Regions from separate parts of the Homo sapiens genome. Here region 1 is linked to region 2. The links are chromatin contacts, found by Hi-C or POLR2A ChIA-PET in ENCODE. All regions are on one chromosome and are shown on one strand. The core of a region is the stretch at or near the end of the contact, and the rest is flanking DNA. Distances in the headings are between cores, read along the strand shown.

Region 1 (4,224 bases), core at 120-2,619, 79 kb before region 2:
AATCCTTATGTTTGAGAAAAGGCAAAATAGGACAGGCAGGACTGCCCTACCTTTGTCAATGTTGCTGTTTGCAAAAAGGGTCTCTTACACAGTCCTATTCTAGCCTGTTTTCCTGTGTCCTGGAAGAACAAAGGTACTTGCCAAGGCCGCTCTTCAGCCTTGCTGGACCCATGGTCCCTCCACAACCCATCTCGGTGTGTTGGGAGGAACTACAGGGGTGCAGATGAGGAAGGACCTGGGTCTCCTGCAGGCCTGGTGAGCCGACTAGTGCAGGGTGTGCCCCATCTCTCTTCTTTTGCTAATGTCACCACGTTCCACAGGATGTTGGCAGCAAGTACAGTACTGGCAGGGTAAAAGGGAAGGACTCCTGGGAACAGAAAGGGCCAGTAGGCTTTTTAATTTTACTTTATCTTTATTTATTTATTTTTTGAGACTGAGTCTTGCTTTGTCACCTAGGCTGGAGTGCAACGGCACAGTCTCAGCTGGCTGCAACAACCGCCTCTGGGGTTCAAGCGATTCTCCTGCCTCAGCCTCCCTAGCAGCTGGGATTACAGGTGCCCACCACCACGCCTGGCTAATTTTTGTATTTTTAGTAGAGACGGGGTTTCACCATCTTGGCCAGGCTGGTCTCAAACTCCTGACCTTAGGTGATCTGCCGGTCTTGGCCTCCCAAAGTGCTGGGATTACAGGCATGATCCACCACGTCTGGCCCCAGTTGGCTGTTTAAAAAGCAGTTCTCAGCGGGGCGCGGTGGCTCACGCCTGTAATCCCTGGCTCGTGGGCTGCCTCACTGCAGTCTCTGCCTCCACCTTCACGTGCCTTTCTCCTGTCTCTGTGTCTGTCGCTTCTCCGGAGTCTTTGGACTTAGCGCCCACCCTACTCAGGTCTGACCTCACCTCACCTTGATTCCATCTGTAAAGGCCCTGCTCCCAAATAAGGTCACCTCCAAGATACCGGGGCTTAGGACTTGGATGTGTCTTTTTGGGGCCACCATTCAGCCTGCGACAGTGGGGAAGACGCCTGCACACAGGGAGAGAGCCAGTGCCCGCCTCACCCCTCAGCACATGGGGCCATTTGCAAAAACCAGAGATGTTCCAGGGGAAGGCGAGGAGGAGAACGGACACCCTCTCAGGGAATAGCTGTGAAACCTCAAGCGTACAGAGCCCCACACTTCCTTAACTGGAGACTGAGAAATCCCAATCCAAAACATCCCAAGAACAAAGCCCGGGGCTGCTGGTGTCTTCTCCCCGTATCTCAGGTCAGGCTTCCACACGCTTCAAATCCGGGCCAGCTTGCTTTTAACCCCTGCCGGCAGTGTGTGCGCCCAGAGGCCTCGGCTCCCTTGGGCTCCTCCCCAAAGTCAACAGGCTCAGGTTGCAGGGCCCTTTGTGCAAGAGCAGTCTGCTCCATCAGGTTACAGGGCTCTGTGTGCAAGGGCAGCCTGCTCTGCTCACCCACGGCCGGCTGGGCCTGAGGCTGGCCCCCAGCCACTGTACAGGGGCTTTGGACATGCGCCCTGCACACAGCTCCATCCCAGCCCCACTGCCCACTTGGAGCCTGGCACCTCCAGTCTTTGCCCGCAGGCCTTGCGTGAGCAGCCCGAGCTTGCCTGTAGCCTAGGAAAGGGGCTGGGCTGACGAGGGGAAGAGATTGTGAATGGGAGTCTGGAAGGTCACCGCAGTGGAAGGCGGTACCACCAGCTTCAGAGTCAGCCTGGAGCCAGGTTCTAACCCAGCTCCGTCTCTTTCTGGGAGTGGAAACTCGTAGCCACTCAGTTTCCTCATCTGTAAAATGGGATAACGGGAGCAGCCCTCAATAGGGTTGTGGGTTACAAAGAAAACATGAGGCCTGGCTGTCAACAATTGATGGCTGTAGCTTTTATTACGTTAATGCAAAAACCACAATGACTTTTGCACCAACTTAACTTTATCCTTGGCCTCACATTCCTCATTTGCAGATGGAGGAAAACAACCTCCAGACCCGGTCCAAATCCTGCTGCGGCCTCCACTCCCGGGGCGATTATGCTGTGCCTGCTCTGAACTGGCAGGCACAGCTGGTCTTCACTCGTTTGGGACACCCCAGTCCCCAAGGCAGCTGAATCCCTCTCTTCCCTGTTCCTTTAGGGTCAGCTCCTGGCCTGAGGTCAACCTCCTGGGCTGGGAGCCGGCACTGGGCACTGGGCTCAACGCGAGGCTGCTGCCGTTGACAAAGTCTTGATGCTTTTTGAACAAGGGACCCGCATGTTCGCGTTGAACTGGGTCCCCTTGAATCAATCATATGGCTCGTCCCGCACTGGCCTAAAGGGATTCTAGAGCTTCCCTCACTCAGAAGCCAGGACCCTGGTCGGGTGGGAGGAGACGAGAAAGAAGGAAGGTTGCCCTAGCTCCCAGGGAGGGGACTGCAGACCGGAAAGCAGGGAGCTGGGGATGGAAATGCTCAGATTCCCTGTGACACATCAGCAGGATGACTGGGCTTTCATCCTCCTGGGTGGGACATGCCTCCCTCAAGCCTTGCTGCTGGGCACATTATCTGTCCAACATGAAAAAGAAGAAATGAGAAAAAAAAAGAAAGAAAGAAGAAAGAAGAGAGAGAGAAAGAAAGACAAAGAAAGAAAGAAAGACAAAGAAAGAAAGAAAGAGAAAGAAAGAAACAGAAAGAAAGAAAGAAAGAAAGAAAGAAAGAAAGAAAGAAAGAAAGAAAGAAAGAAAGAAAGAAAGAAAAGAAAGAAAGAAAGAGAAAGAAAGAAAGAAAGAAAAGACTCAGGCTGGGTGCGGTGGCTCACACCTATAATCCCAACACTTTGGGAGGCTGAGGCGGGTGGATCACCTGATGTCAGGAGTTCAAGACCAGCCTGACCAGCAAGGTGAAACCCTGTCTCTACTAAAAATATAAAAATTAGCTGGGCGTGGTGGCACGCACCTGTAATCCCAGCTACTTGGGAGGCTGAGGCTGAAGAATTGCTTGAACCCGGGAGGCGGAGTTTGCAGTGAGCCAAGATTGCACCACTGCACTCCAGCCTGGGTGACAGGGAGCGACTCTGACCCAAAAAAACAAAAAACAAAAAACAAAAAACAGAAAAAGAAAAAAAGAGAAAAAGACTCAAACAGGGCAAATTCCAAAACCTGGACTGTTGCTCCAGTTTTTGCACTGGGGGGCGCATGAAACAAGGAGCATGGATGGCATCTTGGGGAGTTTTGGCTCTGCGGGGAGAAGGAGGTTCTTGGAGGGGTGGGATGGGGCCGGGGGAAAGACTCTAGTTTAGAGCCGAGTGGGAGCCTCTCACATTGGGGAGGTTGCTGCAGCCTCTTTGCTGAGTCCTTAAGGGAACTGCAGAGCAGACTATGCTCAAAGGTCGTCACGGCAGGGCAGGCCTCGAGGGGGCCCCACAACTGGGTCTCTGACGTCACCCCATGCAGGCTGGCAGTGCTCCCCTGGGGGCTGCCCACTATTCCCTCCTTTTCTCCTGGTCTTCCTTCCTTGGCTCTTGAGTGCCACTGCCCATGTAGCCACGCTGTGCCCAAGGGGATGGCCCGCCCTCCCTGCATCACCCCTATTGGCCCCTTGGCCCCTGTGGTAAAGTCCACCGTTTCTACCCTTTGGTCCCAGGCTCTGCATATTGTCCCCCTCCATGCCTCCAGCCTGTGGTGCTCCAAGACAGCCAAGAGACCCCAGGCTCACCCCCGTTACGGCGTCCCAGCTGCCATGGCGGTGTCAGCGCTGTGGGTATGAACTCACTGGCTCTGGTTCTTTATACAAAACCTATATATACATATTCCTCCTGAAATGTCCTGAAACTTCAAAAGACAGAGAAAAGCCTAATCGACCCTGTAATTCCAACATCCAGAGAAAATCTCTTGTAACAGGCTGGTGTCTTTTCAGTGTTGGCTGCAGGCAGTATGCGCTGTTTTAAAGCATGAGGCAAAGTGTACGGGTTTGGGTCCTGCACCCCTCACTTGACAGCACAGAGTGAACACCCGCCCCCCTACCACCACCACTTAGTCTCTATTGGGGCTGGGGAGCTAAGGGGCTGCTGGGAGATGGGTGAAGGAAGGGGGCGCTCCAGGCCCCCCCAGGAGAGTGATATTCTACACACAGAAATAAGGATTTTCAGGGCTAAAATATTGTTTTAATGTATATTGTCGTATGTAGTGCAGCCCACTTAGAGACAATGTGTGCCAAGCCTCCATGGCACACAGGAGCCGCACGACATACGAACATATACAT
Region 2 (4,212 bases), core at 178-2,677:
CCAGGCTGGTCTCGAACTCCTGATCTCAGGTGATCCACCAACCTCGGCCTCCCAAAGTGCTGGGATTACAGGCGTGAGCCACTGCGCCCAGCGTTTTCCTCATTGTTTCTAAGCTAGGGAAGTTAGGAAGCGGAGAGAGTGCACAGAGGGAAGCCAAGATGTTTCATGTGCTTGGCGGCAGCTTCTGACCTCCATTCTGTGGGGAGACGGGGTCTCTGGAGCTCGCTGCTGGGCTTCGGGGGTTGACCGGACCCCAGCGCCTCCTGGAACAGCTTAGGACAGTGGAATTTCAGTTGCCTGCAGGGCTGCCACTCAGATGCCCGCAGGGCTGAGGAGCTCCTTCCTGCTCCTCTAAAAGGTGGCCCAGTGAGCCAGGTCTTCCATGTTTTAAAGAGAAGCTGGAAAGCTGAATTTTATGTGAAGTCTCCTAGTTTTAAGATGTCAGTTCAAATGTTTGTAAACTTCTGTGTTTCTAGTAAGACACATCGTACCTGGTTTGGCCCACTACAATCAACTGACAGCTTTGTTCTGGATCAATCTAAAGTTGATTGATGCATTTTTAAAAGCTGATGCTTTTATTTCTGCCCTCCAGCTGTATATGTAAGTCAAAGAACAATTAAGATACAAAACTGTGATTCAGTGTTGCAACCCACGTAGAAGAGAGTTCAGCCTTAAGGTTTAATTTCTTTCATCTTACAAAATAGGGCATGGACAGATAACCTCACCATGAGTTTGTTCAACGTTTTCTTATGAATATGAATACATCATCCTTTCCATAAGACATTTTAAGGCATCCGCAGGAAAATGTCATGTTAAATATACATATCCTTCATGACTACAAATGTGAAAGTCATCCCTACGTTTGTACCGTATACAACCTGAACAACTACACATGGCAACCCTAGGTATGGGTGTCTCTGTCCAGCCCAGTCCAGCCCTAGGCTGCTTTGCAAGTTACCTGAATTATCTACTTCTTGGAAAATATACCTTGTATTTGCCCAGCTCTTTGTAGTCCACAAGTCTCTCTCTATTCATTGGTTAATTTAATTCTTCATGACCCAGCAATACGTTATTATGCCTATTTTATGGATAAAGCAACTAATTCTCAGGGAAGCTGAGCAATCTGTGTATGAGATTACAGAAGTAGTTACAGGTACCGTGAAAGGCAAATCTGTGCTCTGACCTAAGGGGTCCCTGGAGCTGATACGCTCCACCCTGCATGATTTGGTGCATCTTCCTTATCCTTTGGGCAGGTGGGTATCCTCACCCCTACCCCAGCACCTACAGTCCACCCTGGGGGTAAGCTCCAGTCCCTCCCAGTGTGCTGCCTGGGGTGACCAGGAATCAGTGTTCCAGCGAGCAGTTAAAGGCCTGGCTGAGCCAGCTCACAGGCGCTGAGCACAGGTGCTTTCGCCTTCCACGTGCATCTCACACACGGGGCTGGGTGACACCCAGGAGGCGAGCATAATCACTACACACATGCCTGTGACCTCCTGTCGCCTGTGACCTCCTGTCACCTGTGACGACCTCATCATCTAAAAGCTCTAACTCAAACTTGTGCAGGAATCTTGAAATTCTTGACCATTTTTTTAGGATCTCAGATATTAAAACAATTTTCAAACTGCCATTAGCCTAAGGGGTTGCAGGTGATTTTTGAAGGACAGAGTAGGTAAAGAAGGAAGTACCTTCCCCACGCCCCGCTTTCTTTTTATAGTAGAATTCTTTACTATTTTACAGCAGACATTTTGTTCCCATGATTGGAAGACTTTTACAACCAGGAACATAGCCAGTTTTATTTTCTTTGTTAGTTTTATTGAGTAGTTTATCACTGTATATTTACATATGACATTGGTTATTGGCAGATATAGGCTCTCCAGATCCCTAACACACCAACACAAAATGAGCTTATTAGTCACGGTGATAACGGAAGCCACGCAGTGCCTGGGAGGCAGGAGGGCAAGGTTGGAACCCCCTGAAGATTGGAGTTGGGATAAAGTGGAACATTCCCTGTCGAGGGGTCGAGGGGTCGAGGGGTTGATGAGGAGTGAGTGTGGACCATGTTGCACCAGCCCAAGCTTGGTGGAAACAGCCAGGCAAGGGGTTTAAGTGAGAGATTCAAAGAATCTTAGAGCACAAAGTTGCTGCTTTCCATTGAAGAGCTGATGGGTCTTTCTGGAGGTTTCCATGAGAAATTTGCCCCATTCCATTTACTGGGGCTGGAGTCTCCTGGAACGACTTTGCCAGTCACGTGAATGGAAACGGTGGAAGAGCAAAGTCTCTCCTTAATTACACAGGGAGCTGTTTGCGGTGTGAGGCACAGGTGGTTTAAGCTTTCATTTCTGGTTTTGTTTTTTTTTTTTTTGAGACAGAGTCTCACTCTGTCACCCAGGCTGGAGTGCAGTGGCGCAATCTCTGCTCACTGCAACCTCTGCCTGCAAGGTTTAAGGATTCTCCTCCCTCAGCCTCCCGAGTAGCTGGGATTACAGGTGTGTACCACCATGCTTGGCTAATTTTTGTATTTTTAGTAGACAGGGTGTCACCATGTTGGCCAGGCTGGTCTCAAGCTCCTGACCTCAAGTGATCAACCCACTTTGGCCCCCCATAAGTGTTAGGATTACAGGCCTGAGCCACTGCACCTGGCCGAAGTTCTTGTTTCTTAAAGGACAGATTGGCTAAAGCAGCTACAGTTTCCAAAAACCAATGGGAAAAATGGGCACTTGTGTATTTGAATCTTTAACTATATATTTATAAATATAAATATATATTTAACTATATTTATATTTATGTATACATACTGTATATATGCCTGTTTGTACACGTATGTGTATACACATGCATACACACATACACATATATGTGCATAGATAATTAACTTGTTCTCAGCATGTTACATATCCCAAAATCTGGAAGTAGAGGTGCTCAAGTAGGATGAACTATGTTGCTCCTTGATCAGTTGGTTTGCTTCCTGACCAGATGTTGGGAGTGATAACAGCAGGCTCACAGTGTAGTGCTTCTTTGTCCCTGAAGAAATGAAAGAGGAGTGACCTAGCCATCTGCGACGGGCAGCCACCCCAGGGTCGCTCCTGTTCAGCACGGAAGCTTGTCGCCCCCATCCCTATGGATCTGCGTGTTTCACGGACCCTTTGCTCAGTCCCTCTTTAGCTACACTTCATATTTGTTTCTCTGCAAACACAGAGATTCAAGGGTTTTATGAGCCTTCCTTTGGGCCAGCCATTTTCAGGAAAAAACAAAACAAACAGAAAACAGGTGCAGTTCCCTAAGTGGACTCTCTGACTGGGCAGCGGGGTTTTGGGACTGGGAGGAGATGGAAGGGGCAGGGGCTGGGTAAGTGCAGCAGCAGAAGCAGTGCCTGGCCGTCAAGGCTTTGGTAGCCCCAGAGTGACCCAGAGCCTCAAAGGCGTTTAAGCGTGAGCACCGTGGGAGCATCCGAGATTGCCCGGTTGGCTTAACTTATTATTATTATTTTTTTTTGAGACGGAGTCTTGCTCTGTTCCCCAGGCTGGAGTGCAGTGGCACAATCTCGGCTCACTGCAAGCTCCGCCTCCCAGGTTCAAGCCATTCTCCTGCCTCAGCCTCCCGAGTAGCTGGGACTACAGGCGCCCGCCACCACACCGGGCTAATTTTTTTGTATTTTTAGTAGAGATGGGGTTTCACCATGTTAGCCAGGATGGTCTCGATCTCCTGACCTCGTGATCCTCCTGCCTCGGCCTCCCAAAGTGCTGGGATTACAGGCGTGAGCCACCACGCCCAGCCGGCTTAACCTATTTTTAAAAAGTTACTTGCATGTATTTTAGCTGGAAAAAAGAAATGTACAAGGATCAAAAAGCTTATTTTATGATTATAAAGACTTGTGAACGGCCGGGCGCAATGGCTCACGCCTGTAATCCCAGCACTTTGGGAGGCCGAGGCGGCCGGATCACAAGGAGATTGAGACCATCCTGGCTAACACGGTGAAACCCCGTCTATACTAAAAATACAAAAAATTAGCCTGGCGTGGTGGCAGGCGCCTGTAGTCCCAGCTACTCGGGAGGCTGAGGCAGGAGAATGGCTTGAGCCTGGGAGGCGGAGCTTGCAGTGAGCTGAGATCGCGCCACTGCACTCCAGCCTGTGCAACAGAGCAAGACTCCGTCTCAAAAAAAAAAAAAAAAAAAAAAAAAAAAAAAAAGACTTGTGAACAAAACCTTGAATTTT

Evidence for each region. Hi-C counts contacts between places; a loop is a spot of excess contacts on that map. ChIA-PET counts read pairs that join two places held with the same protein, here RNA polymerase II (POLR2A).
Region 1: a loop to region 2 is called in a map of Caco-2, with 4 times the contacts of the local background. The contact joins two enhancer-like sites. A Hi-C loop is called at or near these places in 4 of 168 maps with a recorded cell type or tissue (Caco-2, Calu3, GM13976 and 1 more). POLR2A ChIA-PET finds 5 or more read pairs at or near these places in 6 of 52 experiments (Caco-2, H1, MCF 10A and 3 more).

The regions. Positions count from the first base shown.
Region 1 is chr21:41,602,901-41,607,124 of GRCh38, reverse strand. It overlaps the pseudogene LOC124905060. Among named protein-coding and RNA genes, the nearest start is that of PCSEAT, 25 kb to the right of the region's middle. RefSeq lists enhancers at 939-1,814, 1,815-2,691. Within about 2 kb of position 1,369, at least 2 of the 41 ENCODE cell types and tissues checked have a DNase peak (open chromatin) inside an H3K27ac peak, as active enhancers do.
Region 2 is chr21:41,524,091-41,528,302 of GRCh38, reverse strand. No RefSeq gene overlaps it. Among named protein-coding and RNA genes, the nearest start is that of TMPRSS2, 18 kb to the right of the region's middle. RefSeq lists enhancers at 1,519-2,010, 878-2,880 and a cis regulatory region at 890-2,318. Within about 2 kb of position 1,427, at least 7 of the 41 ENCODE cell types and tissues checked have a DNase peak (open chromatin) inside an H3K27ac peak, as active enhancers do.